Regions from separate parts of the Homo sapiens genome. Here region 1 is linked to region 2. A link is a loop called in an ENCODE intact Hi-C map of the cell type or tissue named here. Cell type or tissue: HCT116. All regions are shown on one strand. Each heading gives the region's core, and the rest is flanking DNA. Links, peaks and the distances in the headings are about the cores only. Region 1 has its middle 26 kb from the start of DYM-AS1. Region 2 overlaps SMAD7 (SMAD family member 7).

Evidence for each region. Hi-C counts contacts between places; a loop is a spot of excess contacts. Peaks named below come from ENCODE experiments on the same cell type or tissue, not always from the same donor. Only the 100,000 strongest peaks of a DNase experiment are listed, where the experiment ranks them.
Region 1: a loop joins it to region 2, with 2.4 times the contacts of the local background. A loop is called at or near these places in 20 of 110 quality-filtered maps.

What each region holds. Positions count from the first base shown.
Region 1 is chr18:48,994,680-49,001,479 of GRCh38, forward strand. No RefSeq gene overlaps it. Among named protein-coding and RNA genes, the nearest start is that of DYM-AS1, 26 kb to the right of the region's middle. RefSeq lists enhancers at 1-711, 712-1,479, 1,837-2,535, 6,223-6,800 and a silencer at 5,441-5,630. In HCT116, for the core only: no CTCF peak of the experiment used is centred there; DNase peaks (open chromatin) are centred at 2,532 and 3,632; H3K4me3 peaks cover 1,794 bases; H3K27ac peaks cover 2,206 bases.
Region 2 is chr18:48,938,453-48,945,252 of GRCh38, forward strand. It overlaps SMAD7 (SMAD family member 7), which reads right to left. Exons shown (of 4, transcript NM_005904.4): 3 at 4,029-4,103. Among named protein-coding and RNA genes, the nearest start is that of SMAD7, 9.1 kb to the right of the region's middle. RefSeq lists enhancers at 2,999-3,956, 3,441-4,640. In HCT116, for the core only: no CTCF peak of the experiment used is centred there; a DNase peak (open chromatin) is centred at 4,319; H3K4me3 peaks cover 1,548 bases; H3K27ac peaks cover 1,202 bases; H3K27me3 peaks cover 1,235 bases.

The DNA.
Region 1 (6,800 bases), core at 1,638-5,637, 56 kb after region 2:
AAAATAGCTAGTTATTTGTGTAGAAATAGTTCCCAGGGTGCTTCCCTCCCTTCCTCCCCGCAACCCCTTTACTCCTCCCCCACCCCTGCCCCCGACACAACGACCCTACAGAACATCCAGGGACAACCCTGCTCTGACAAACCCAAAGGGAAAAATGCTGAACATCATTTGTTAAAATGTGGCCAGTAGCAAGACGCAGAGATGGCGGGCAATTTAAAATGTGGCCAGTAGCAGGACGCAGAGATGGTGGGCGATTTGGGGGTTTTGAGGGGAGGGCCTTTGTGCCCTCCAGTTTCGTGCCATTGAGTTTGAAGGCGTGCGGAAAGCAGAGACAACTGTCACGCCTCCCAAACAGTGACCCAACCCACCTAACCCACACCAGTCCCCTGCTTCCCAGGACCCCTTCTCTGTACCGTCCTGCCATAAGCCCTGCAAGACCTGCCTTCCCAGGAGAACTCCCATCTCCACATCCTGCTCCCCAGGTCCCAGCGCCTCTCCCACCCATCAGCCCTTGAGTGGATGCCTCGGCACGGGGGTCACACTCAGAGCTCCCCACTGCCTTCCCACTCAATGCTTTTCAGTTGGCTTTGTGGAGTGTTTGCCCTCTGCAGTCAGACTCTGTCTTTTGAGGGGTACAGGGCCTGTAACTTGAGCCCCAGCAGTGTCCTCACACCTCCAGTACACAGAGGAGGGACCCACATGGAGCAGGTGGTGGTGATAGCCTGTGCCTGTGGCTGGATTCTATGGTCTGCCCTAACAAGGCACAGCTCAGGAACCCAAGAGCTGTCTGTGATATTGACCAAGGGCCCTTCTTGGAAACCTCCTTGTGGCCAGGCCCAGAAATAGGATGGCAGGAGAAGCCGCCAGACCTCCTAGGCATGGGCTCCCTTTCAGAATCCTCCAAGCTGGTGAGGACGGCGGGAAGGCAGAGTACAGGGCAGACAGTGATGCCCGCCTGGAGCCAGGCCGGGGATCAGCCTAGGCGCAAGCCACGCATCCACATGGGTTCCTCTGCATTGAGAACTGCCGACAGGACGTCCTCGGAGTCCCAAGCAATTGTCTGGTTTGTGATGGACCCATCTTTCATTTCTTGATTATTCAGTAGCTTCGTGTCCTAGAAACCAAGAGGACCATTTCTATAAAAGAGGTTGGTTGAATAAAGACAGCGTGAGAATAGAGGAGCTCCTATTCCCGAAGTCAGCTGCCTGTTCTGCTTTCAGGCCCAGCAAACACCCCAGCCAGAGGAACTGGGGCCCTTTGCCCCTTCATGGTGTTCGCAGCCCCTCATCACCCGCTCCCCTGGAAGGCCTGCTGAAATGCAGATGTCCATAAGGTCTCCCACACACCCAGTTTCAGCAGCTCTAGCTTGGGTCTAGGATAGTCACTCAACAAACACGTATTGAGCAGCCACCATCTTCCAGGAGCCCTGCTGAAGTGGCAGCGGATAAGGCAGGTGGCTCCCTGCTTTCATAGAGCTTCTGTCTAGAGAAAGGTGCCCAAGCTGTAGGTGCCTCAGAATCGCCTGAGGTGCTTGTTAACACAGAAGGCTGGTCACAGCCCCGGAGTTCCCAACCAGCAGGTGTCTGGGGTGGGACCTGAGAATTTGCTTGTTTCAGAAGTTTCCAGACAAGGCTGAGGCTGCTGGTCTAGGAGCCACATTTTGAAAACCACTGGCCCAGCCAATCCCCACAGGAACAGGACCTAGGGCAGTGATATTTCAGGAGAAAAGACTGGTGATTCAGAAAAACACAAGGGTGGCCAGGCACGGTGGCTCACACCTGTAATCCCAGTACTTTGGGAGGCCGAGGCGGGTGGATCACCTGAGGTCAGGAGTTTGAGACCAGCCTGGCCAACATGGTGAAACCCCGTCTCTACTAAAAGTACAAAAATTAGCCGGGCGCGGTGGCAGGCGCCTGTAATCCCAGCTACTCAGGAGGCTAAGGCAAGAGAATCACTTGAACCCAGAAGGCGGAGGTTGCAGTGAGCTGAGATCACACCACTGCACTCCAGCCTGGGTGACAGAGTGAGACCCTGACTCAGAAAAAAAAAAAAACCAACAACAAAAACCCAAAAAACCCCCAAGCATGCATGAGAGGTCAGCAGCCCATGGTCCGCAGACCCCGAGCACATCAGAGCCTCAAGGCTCCACCTGAAAAGCTGCTACAATGGAATGACCTCTGCAATTCTTTCCAGGTCTCACTTCTGGAGGACGGGTGAATTGGGAGCAAAGGCAGGGAGGCTGGCAGAGGTTTCTGGAAGTCAGTGGGGCAGGGCCAGCGCTAGAGAAGAGGAGGCTTTGAGGCTTGTCTTGGCTTAGGCCTTCTCCTCCTCCTGGGCACCACCCTGAACTGACCCTACCCCCCCAGACACTGCTGCGGCCTGGCTGCCCTGGGGAGGGCAGGCCAGGGCCAGCAAGACCTGGGAGCCTCTGCGGCCCACGACACCTACAGTTTTAGAATCTGGAGAGCAGATGCCTCTGGCTTGCTAAGCAACTCATGAAACAAACAGCTTGCTTCAGGGCTTTCTTTTTTGAAGCTGACTTTGTTGTTTGGGTGGGGAGATGTGTGTATAGATAAGCTTCTCAAAGTGATGACATCACAAGAATAATAAAAATGCCACATTGCACCCTGTGTCTTTCACCTCCCAGGCACGTTTTCAAAACTAATCATAGGTCAATTCCCCTTCTTGCCAGCTCCAGGGACCTGCAGAGATGGGAGGCGCTGCTGAAAACCCTCTAAGGGGGGCAGCGCCGCCTTACCTCTCAGAGCTGCATTTCCCTCTCTTAGAAAAGGGACGAGCTAGGTGGATTTTAAAGTTCCTGCCAGTTCCCAATTATTTACCCAGAACTGATTTTAACTGAGTGTTTGACCAAAGCTTTGGTCCATGAGCCTTCCATTGCCGGGGTGTTTATTTTACATAAAATTTATCTGGATACTCACACGTAGAAGTTTTTCTTTTGGTATGGAAAGGGGTCAGAAGATTCTCCAGGTTTTGAGGGGCCCTGAAGCTTACACAATTTGCAAGAGTGTCTCCTTCAGGAAAATAATACAGAATTACTGATCATAATTCGGTGCTGGGTCCTGGTAGAGGCCCAGGCTGTAATGTGTCCAGAGGCACAAGGCTCAGCTCCACACTCTACCCTCTTTCGTTGTGATTAAAGGTCCACAGGCGTCCTGGGCAAATATCAGTTTCTTGAGTCTCAGAGACCCTTGAGACTGTCACAGGCTTGAGTTGGCACTTTGCAAACCTGAGTGTCTCCCGCGCCCATCCTGCCCTGGCCCATGTTTTGGCCGTGACACTGTGTTGCCAGGCAACCATCTATCCTATAGGAATTCACACTCATTCTTCCAGCAGACACATTTAATTTCAGGCCCAGAGTGCTTGGTGACGCGGGGTGACACCAGCCTGCGCCCTCACAGAAATAGCCTGAAGGACTGAGTCAAAAGTAGCTGGGGGAACTGATCCCCACATTTGATCTTCTTCCCCTAAAATAGCTTGGTCCTGTTTATGGGGCTGCTCTGAGAGGGGACGTGGGCGTGGGGCTGTGCTCACAGCTTCCTCCCTCCTGCTGGGTGCTTGCTTTTCTGTGGCCATCAGGAGAGACATCCGTAGTGACTCAGGGCCCTGGACATGATGTAACACCCCTGGCTCCCAGGGTGGTGGGGAATGCGTGACTGCCTTGGAATTCCAGGCGGGACCCTTGGTGCCTGCCTGCCAGTTCTTGACTAAGGTCAGGTGCGGCTGAGAGCTGCGCTCACCAGCCTTGGGGTGGAGGCTGGGAGGGTGTCCTGGCCCCGAGCCAGACCTCCCACTGACAACAGGCCCAGTCCTGAGCCCCGTGGGGACACCCTTCCATCCCATTCTCTAGAGCAGTGGTTCTCAGCCTCGGCTCCATGCTGGAACCACCTAGGGTGCTTTAAAATATCCTGATTCTGATGTAACCGTGAGATTCTAGTGTGCAGCCAAGGTTGAGAGCCAAGGGACTCCTGCCCAGCGTCCCCTCCCTGACCAGCTGCTGAGCTTTTCCCTTTTGGCAAGCGTCTCAGGGGCCCTGGGCACCCTCTGGGCTCTGACATTCCTCTCCTGGCTTGAGCAGAGCTGCCTGTCCTGCAGGAGCCAACAGTCCTCAGGCTCCAAGACCCTCGGCCAGGCATCAGGTCTTAGCCCTGTGCTCTGCCCAGGGCCCTTCCAGGGTGCTGGGGAAGACGTAAGATCTCGAGAGGCCGTGGGATGCTAGAACAGGGCTGCGGTGGGAGAAGGTGCTGGCCGATGAGAATGGAGGTGACCTGCTTGTTGGGTTTTGAAAATATAATGAAGTCAGTGTGTGTATCAGTAAAAATAGAGCTCTAAGCCCCTAAACAAGCAAACACAGGCTATCCACTAAAATAAGATTTTATAATTTGTTCATTGGTCAGTTTATATTTATTTTTGTTTTTAATTGCGGTAAAAAGCACATAATATAAAATTTACCTTCATAACCATTTTTAAGTGTTCAGTTCAGTGGTGTTAACTTTGTTCACCTTGCCATGTGACAAATCTCCAGAACTTTCTCATCTCACCAGAACTTTCTCATCTCACCAAACTGAAACTCTGTTCCCATTAAACAACTCCTCTTCCCTACCCCCCGGTCCCTGGCAACCACCATTTGACTTTCTGGTTTCATGACTTTTTTTTTTTGAGACAGAGTCTTGCTCTGTCGCCCTGGCTGGAGTGCAGTGGCTCGATCTCCGCTCACTGCAACCTCCACCTACCAGGTTCAAGCGATTCTTGTGCCTCAGCCTCCCGAGTAGTTGGGACTACAAGTATGTGCCAGCCCACCCAGCTAATTTTTGTATTTTTCGTAGAGACAGGGTTTTACCATGTTGGCCAAGCTGGTCTCGAACTCCTGACCTCAAGTGATCCACCCGTCTGGGCCTCCCAAAGTGTTGGAATTACGGGCGTGAGCCACTGCGCCCAGCCTGTTTCCATGATTTCGACTTCTCTAGATACATCGTAAAAGTGGGATCATACAGTATTTATCCTTTTGTGACTGACTTATTTTACTCAGCATAATGTCCTCAAGGTTCATCCATGTTGTAGCTCATGAAAGGATTTCCTTCTCTTTTTTAAGGCTGAATAGTATTCCATCGTGTAGATAGGCCGCATTTTTTTTACCCGTTCATTTGCGGAGGGTCATTTGGTTGCTTCCACCCCTTGGCTGTGGTGGACAGTGCAGCTGTCAACACTGGTGTGCAGAAATGTCGTCAAGACCCTGCTTTCAGTTCTTTTGAGCACATACCCACAAATGGGATTGCTGGATCATATGGTAATTCTATGTGGAGGTTTTTGAGGCACCACCGTACTATGTTCCACAGCGGCTGCACCATTTTACCTACCCCCAGCAGTGCACAGGGGTTCCAATTTCTCCGTCCTCATCAACATTTTTTATTTTCTCTATTTTAAAAAAATAGTAGCCAGCCTAATAGGTGTGAGGTGCTAGCTCATTGTCATTTTGATTTGCATTCCTTAATGATTAGTGACATCAAGCATCTCTGTTCTTTTTTTCTGAGACAGGGTATTACTCTGTTGCCCAAGCTGGAGTGCAGTGGCTCGATTTCAGCTCACTGCAGCCTCCGCCTCCTGGGTTCAAGCAATTCTACCGCCTCAGCCTCCTGAGTAGCTGAGACTACAGGCGCCCGCCACCACACCCAGCTAATTGTATTTTTAATAAAGACGGGGTTTTGCCACGTTGGCCAGGCTGGTCTCAAACTCCTGTCCTCAAGCGACCTGCCTGGCTCAGCCTCCCACAGTGCTGGGATTATAGGAGTGAGCCACCACATCCTGCCTTTTTTCTTTTCTTTTCTTTCTTTCTTTCTTTTTTTTTTTTTAAGACAAGGTCTTGCTCTGTCACCCAGGCTGGAGTACAGTGGTGTGATGATGGCTCACTGCAGCCTTGACCTCTTGGGTTCAAGCGAACCTCCCACCCCAGCCTCCCAACTAGCTGGGACTACAAGCACATACCACCATGCCCGGCTAATTTTTGTATTTTTAATAGAGACAGCGTTTTGCCATGTTGCCCAGGCTGGTCTTGAGCTCCTGGGCTCAAGCAATCTGCCATTCTCAGCCTCCCAAGGTGCTGGGATTATAGGCGTGAGCCACAGTGCCTAGCCTTAAATTTACTTTTTAGTTTTTAGAGATGAGGTCTCACTATGTTGCACAGGCTAGACTCGAACTCCTGGACTCAACTGATACTCCTGCTTCAGCCTCCCAAGTAGCTGAGACTATAGGTCTGAGCCACCGTGCCAGGCTCATTAGTCTCTTTTTGATGGAAAAGTATCCTGGAAAAATGAGGTTCTCAAGAAGCACAAGAGGCCCTGGGATGGGAGAGCAGGGAAGGTGGAGGTGGCAGGGAGGAGATGGGGGAGCAGTTTGAGCCTTTCTGTGAAATCTCGTTAAGGCCGTTGGTAGAAATAATTAGGTCTCTGTTCTCCTGAATCTGCTGGGTGAATTGGGCTGTGGGGTGGGGCGGAGGCAGCTGGGGTCTGGTGGAGCAAGGGGTGCCTTGTGGCTCCCTCCACAGCCTTCGGAGCCCCCAGATCCAGGACCCAGCCTGGAGTTTTCGCCCTCATACCCGCAGGCTCAACCCCTCTGATGAGGCCAGCTGGCATCGTGCCCTTTGCCTCAACCCGAGGCTCTAGGCAGACCTGGACTCCATGCCCTTCCTGGGCAGAGCACAGGACCTTCAGGGGAGTGGGGAGTAGAAGGAGGGAATGTGCTCAGGGCCGAGCTTGCTCAGGGCCGAGGCCCCAGGAGGAGACAGG
Region 2 (6,800 bases), core at 1,846-5,845:
TTGAGATCCATGGGAGCACTTCTTTTGAAGTTTAAATAACTACAAGTGGTTGCTGGCTTCCAATCCCTACCCTAACTGGGCAGGTCCATATGGCTGAGGCCCAGCCAGCTCCAGACATTCATATATAAAGGAGGAGGCTAGAAGATGAGTCTGCAGCTGAATAACCTACAACTCACAAGGGAGATGCTGCTCCCTCAACCCACTCAAACCAGGACAGCAGACAGGCAAAATGAAAGCCCCCAGACAGAAACTCCAGATGGAGGCTGCAAAGATGATAGCTTCCAACACATGCTCTGCATTCCCAGTGATCCCCGGAAAGCTCTGGGAGCAAATCCTTTCCATCTCCACGACGGAGCTGAGCCTAGAGGCTTCCCAGCTACATCAGACCTCTCCCAGGTGATCTTCCTGAGCCATGACACATCCATGTCCAAGCAGCAGCAAGGACCTGTTCTGGAGTTGCATGCCTTTCAAAAGACACCCATCCCAGAGAGTCAGGCACAGACTGCCAAATCACAAAGCAGAATCAATCCACAAACTCCACCCCACAAGTCCACAACCTCTTGGAGAGGCCGCCCTGACATCAACCCACCCCAGCGACAGGGACCCACCCTATCCCAGAGCCTGCCTGTGGGCATCCGCACGCTCTCATGTGTTTGCGCACGGGATTGTCTATCTGTACGTCTGCGGCAAAACCCACCCACCCACACACCCACCCCCACAACACACACACACGCATACACACACAAGCTTGCACCCAGCAATCCATCTGTCTCAGAGAGCCAGCTGTCAAAAATGAAAGTACAATCTCCTGGAAGCAAGTCACTGCCTTCTAAAAATGTCCCATTTTCCCAGACCGAGGAAACTTGCAAGGGTGGGGTGTGTTTCACTGCAAGTCCCTAACGACCAGGCCTGTCGTCTACCCACCCCCCCACACCCCCCCAAAACAAAGCTGCAATGCTGGAATTCCAACCTGCAGCCAGCAGCCCCGCCCCCGGGCTCCTACCCGCCCACTCCCCTTCCTCCCGGGCAGTTTGCAAGGGCGCAGGAAAGGGAAGGGCCAGCCTTGGAGTCACCCCTGCATTTCAGGAGAGGACCGGCCTTTGAGCACACCCCACCCCCACCTCCGAGGCACCACATTTTCACATTCGGCTGTTTTTTCTTTCCCTTCTTCCCTTGCCAAGAGAATCAAGCCCTGGCTCCTGCTGCCGACCTTCCTCCCACCCTAAACTGAGCCCCATTCATTAAGCCCGCTCTCAGCCAGGGCAGGACAGGAAGGAAAACAGCACACAGGGCCTGTGAAAGAGGCTCAGAGAGGTTATTTCAAGGAGGAGGAGGGAGAAACTCCTCAGTTTTCACTGCTCCCCACCTTGCTGCCAGGCTCCCACCCCCCAACCTCAGTGTCTGCTATGCCCCTTCCCCCATCCAGCCCTGCCACATCCAGTCACTGGCCTCATCCACAGCAAGGCAGACACACCCAGGCCACCCCCCATGGAACGATCAACTTCTTGAAAAGGAGGAGGTTTGGGCTTTCTCCATTTACAAAACTCTCTGCCCTGGACAGGGGCCAATAAAGTTCCCTTTTGGAAGGCATTCTCGCTACAAAGAGGACAGCCCTAGGTTTTCTCCGTGCCCATCACCTCCCCTCCAGACGCCCCCAAGCCGGTGACATCAACCCCCAAAACAGTGTACCCTCCCCACCATGGCCCATTATGAATACACTGCACCAACTCTGAACGGAAAGAAGAAGGAGCTCAAACTTTGAAGCCTTTGGAATTAGTAAATCAAGAGCTGAAATTCAAAACAAATGCTCTTGCCATGTGGAAGGCCCCCTCTTCTCTCTGCAGTCTTCTGAAGCCACACTGCCCTTCAGAGAGTCACTGCTTCTTCCTGGCAGCTCCTTATTAATATCTGTGTCTACAATTACCTGGAGGGGTGAGGGGAAGGAGTTAATGATTGTTTTACCCCCAGTTTCTTTCTAGGACTGGAAGAGCTTTGGGGAAAAAAAGCCCACCCATCGGCCAGGCGCAGTGGCTCACACCTGTAATCTCAGCACTTGGGGAGGAAAGGGTGGGTGGATCATCCGAGGTCAGGAGTTCAAGACCAGCCTGGCCAACATGGCGAAACCCCATCTCTACTAAAAATACAAAAAATTAGCTGGGCACAGTGGTGGATGCCTGTAATCCCAGCTACTTGGGAGGCTGAGGCAGGAGAATTGCTTGAACCTGGGAGGTGGAGGTTGCAGTGAGCCGAAATCGGGCCACTGCACTCCAGCCTGGTGACAGAGCGAGACTCCGTCTGTGTGAGCCGAAATCGCGCCACTGCACTCCAGCCTGGGCGACAGAGCGAGACTTTGTCAAAAAAGAAAAAAAAAAAAAAGCCCACCCATCTCCTGAGGGCTTCACAGGTCACATGGCACGGGCGGGTGAGGAGGCACTCAGGCTGGTATCTCAGCCTGGTGTCGTCATTTCCTCCGGCAGGGGAGACAGACAAGATGTTATCAAGAAGACAAACCTTCCGAAAGGACCCTTTCAAAAGCTGCCACTTCCCTTGCTTATTTCATGTGGTTTGGAGGGGCCGGGGCTCCTCCCTGCACATTCAGGGTTTAAAAAATAAAACCATCTAACAACATCCTGAGCGTGTTATTCTGCTGAGACCCTTTCCTCTCATTGGCCTTCTTTCTTTCAAGAACTCTCTCAGCCTTAGAAAGCAGAAAAGATGCAGTTCACACACTGCTGCCTTTTCTCCCTCCTCAACTCCTCTGTCCACTCCCACCGTACTGCCTGAAGCCCCCTCCCTTCTCTAGGTCCCTCTTTTTCCTGCTCAATTCTCATTAGAAGCTTTGAGTAAACAATACCCTCAGTCTCAGATAACAGAGTATATATTGCATTGAAATGAAAACAAACAAGGGTCTCCCTAAAGACGTTCTCAGCAAGCTCAGTTCCTGAAGAGGAGAGCCGGGGAGGGAGCCGTCCGGGAATGAACTTTGCCTGAGCCAGCCATGGAAGACACACCACCAAGTAGTCAGAGCAGGTACCCCACAAAAAAGGGTGCCCCTCACACAAGAGGATACACCACAACAGGGCACAGCTTCTATTCGAGCTGCTACCACGTGATCCTACAGGCAAGGAAATGCCAAATGCCCAAAACTCTGCTGGAATTTCTGTTTTTAAGGTCGTTTTCCCTCTTGCTTCAGCCAGTTCTTAGAAAATCTAGTGATGACATGGTGGGGATGGAAAAACAGGTAGAAATAGGATTTCTTCAGAACAACATGAAATGCGTCCCATGTACATAACCAGTGAGTTTCTCTAAGTACTGCCCTCTTTTCGCATCCTCAGGAACAACAATGCTCTGGCTACCCCGTGCCTGTCAGCCAGCCCCGTGACCCCCCAGCACTGGCATTCCAGGCCTTCACGCATACCTGTGAGCCCTGAGGAAAACCTGCCCCGCTAGGGAACAATTACAGCTCCTACTGTTGGCAGTGCTCCCACCCTGGTGCTCCCAGCCCCAGACATGTGCTGCAAAATCCTGCAGCAGGCTGGGCTGGGAATCAGAACTTGGGAGGGAAGCCTCAGATCTACTCTGAAATCCCATCGTATGCTTGGGATCTGTCTTCAACAAGTTCCCTAAAGGTGGGTCCATTCCCTTTACATCCCCCATGCGCAAAGAGCAAAAGCAAAAAAAGAGCTCAAATGCATGAGTTAATGACACCAAAGTCACCAAGCTGAAGCCCCCCAAGCCAGGAGCTGCTTAAAAATAACCGGGCAACACTTCACACACCAAAGCAATCCCCAGCTCGCTCTTGTCTCCCCGTCCACGGAACGGATCCAGTGTCCAGAGCGTAAAGGACTGCAGGATGAGGAGCTGAAGGGCACCACAATGTCACCACCGATGCATCCAACTTAAGGCATATAAAAATGAGAATGAAGTCCAGACCAGCTGGGGTGGCAGAAGGCCACCCCCATTCCTCCAGTCTTTAGCAATTTCAAAAAAGGTTGGAATTGCCAGGAAAATAAGAGAAAGCATCTTACCTGAAAGCCCCCCAGGGGCCAGATAATTCGTTCCCCCTGTTTCAGCGGAGGAAGGCACAGCATCTGGACAGTCTGCTGTGGATTTGAAAAGGGGAGAGAAAGAAATAAATACACAAATAAAAACACCAAGATCCATCTTTAAGCACGCTCTAAACAGCATGAAAGACAAACCACACATTCCAAAAGGCTGACTCGCGGCCTTGATGCTGATTATTAATGGTCTGCTCAGGCTTCACTGCCCATCGTAAGACAGACCACAGCACCTTGTCACCCGTCTGGGCTCCGGGCAGCCAGTTAATCATTACTCGAGTCAGGCTCAATGAGACTGGCTGGAATTTCTCTTGCATTACCAGTCCCCCATTACGGATACCAGGTGGTTCCCAAGGTCAAAGGAGGTTTGGGTTGGACTTTCTCAACCCTGGTTGCTCTGTCATCCCTCATCAAGGGCAGAAGGCTCTCTCCTTGGAGCCCATGTCCTCTCTGCCTTCATCCTTTTAAAGACAGGTTTCCCAGTTCTTGAAAACATTCTCAAGATTGATGTTGGGCTGCCGGGACTTCTTTCCCCTTTTTTAATTGAGGACTAACTTAAGTAGAGCAAAGTATACAAAATCCCAAGTAGACGCAATGAATGTTACTCATGTATACATCTGTGTAACCACCACCAGATCAAGACAGAGAACATTCTCAGCAAGGCTCCGAGCCGGAGGGGAAATGTTCTACCTCTCCCAGGCTAGTCCAAACCCCTCATCTCTGGAAACCTTCCCAGGCAACCCCAGACCTGCTAAGGCTCTCTGCCCTCAGTTCCTATAAAACATTTGGCACCCAACACTCGGAGTTTCCTCACTGATTTTTACCTTTAGATTGCATCTGCCCTTAACTAGACTTCTCTTCAACTTCTGTCACCCTCAGGTACTCTGCACAGTGACCTCACCGTTAATGAGGATAATGACAATTCCAGCTGAGAAACAGTCTCCACAACCGCCCTCCAAGCAATTAAAGCAAAACCTAATGTCCATGAACCACAACTCATTAGTCCCATGAAACACAAATACACAAGACCCTGTAAGCTTGTCATGCACCACTGGCAGCGCCAAACTCCCTGAAGTCCTAGCGGAGAGCCCGGCTAAGGAAAGGTGCTGCCCAGGTCCGCAGCAAACACAACAGGTTGGATCGTGCAGACACCAGGCCTCCTACCCCAGGCCACCAGGACAATGTCCCTGTGGGTTTCCAGTTGGAACCACTTGGCCATGCTGGCAAATAGGAAAGCCAAAAAAAAAGAGCAGACGGGCAAGTAGCCCATGGGAATCCTTTAGTGGCCTACACATAGCCCCAAACCATCTCTGGGTTTCTGCTGTCTGCCCTCTTAATGCTAAGTTTCTCTCTCTAACTCAGGGTCACTCCCTCTCCCACATTCTCAAGGCTGGAAGGACAACTTTTCAAGAACTCTCCTAAGCGGGCGAGGGGCAGAAGTGGAGGCAGGCGTGGGGGTGAGGTGGCTGCGGTGGGTAGGGGGAAAGAAGACTGTGTGTGTAATCTCATTTTATCAGGGTAAAGTCTAATTCCTAACAGGAATATACAGTTTTACAGGATACACTTAATCAAACAGAAAACAATAGAGGCAGGCAGGAAATGGAGTTACTTGTTAAATGGTGTATACCCTGCACTTTCTAAACCATTTTGATGGCCTTCATCATTTTCTAGAGATAGGCTTCTCAACCCTCTCCTCCACCCACTCCTCCCAGATGGAAGACACCCCCACATTAAACATAATGACTTATCCACAGCCACTCCCCGCCACCTTTGGCTGGCAGAATCCCAGGGGCAAGGTGTGTTTCAAAGGAAAAGCCGGGCATCTCAGAGCAGAGCTGAGACCACATTCAGGGTGTCAGCCCATCTCAGATCAAAGGTAAGCCAGCTCCACACAGGCAACCACAAGCATTTTTGTGAAATGGTGCTCTGCCCTTCTGCAGTGGCTTTGATCTCAAGAGGGATTTACAAACGTTAATTAAGCCTCCCTACCACCCCTGTGAAGAAGCAAAGTATACCTGTTCCATAGGCAGCCAGGTAAACTGAGGCGTCACTGACTAGCTCAAAGGGCCACCCAGTGAGCTGGGCTATTCCCAAGAGTCCAGCCCTATCCCATGGCTCTCACTCCCCAGGCAGGCTATGGAGTCCCTACCCTCTTTCCTGGAGGTGGCCAGGCCATCCAGACTGGCCTCAAGGTTAAAGGAGCCATACCTCCATCTCTCACCCACAGAAAAGCTCCGCATAGACAGATCTCTGAAGTCAGGGTCTCACCTTAGGCCTGTGTCGCCTGTTCCCCAGAGCCCAGGCTGGCTGGCAGACAGAAGCTCTAGGCCACTCCTGACTCACGCAACACTAAGTGTTATCAAGCACTTGGTAAGCACTAGGTTCTGCGAGAGAAAAAGACTCATTCCTTTCTCCGAGCAGCTCCAACAGAGTCTTTGAAAACCCAACCCTGGGGAGCAGCCAAGGAGCGAACTATTGAGAATGAGTACAAGGTAAAGGAGCTGGGAGTCCCACGATAGTCTCAGCAACTGCGTTCTGAGCTTCCTAAGTACTGTTAAAGACAGAGGAGCCCCTACTCACCACTGTACCCCAAGGGTCCCAGCTCTGCCCCAGGTAGTTCAACCAACCCAGAACTCAAATGAACCCTGGTTATAAAAGAACACAGCACTGCCAGGTGCAGTGGCTCACGCCTGTAATCCCAGCACTTTGGGAAGCAGAGGTGGGCAGATCACACGAGGTCAG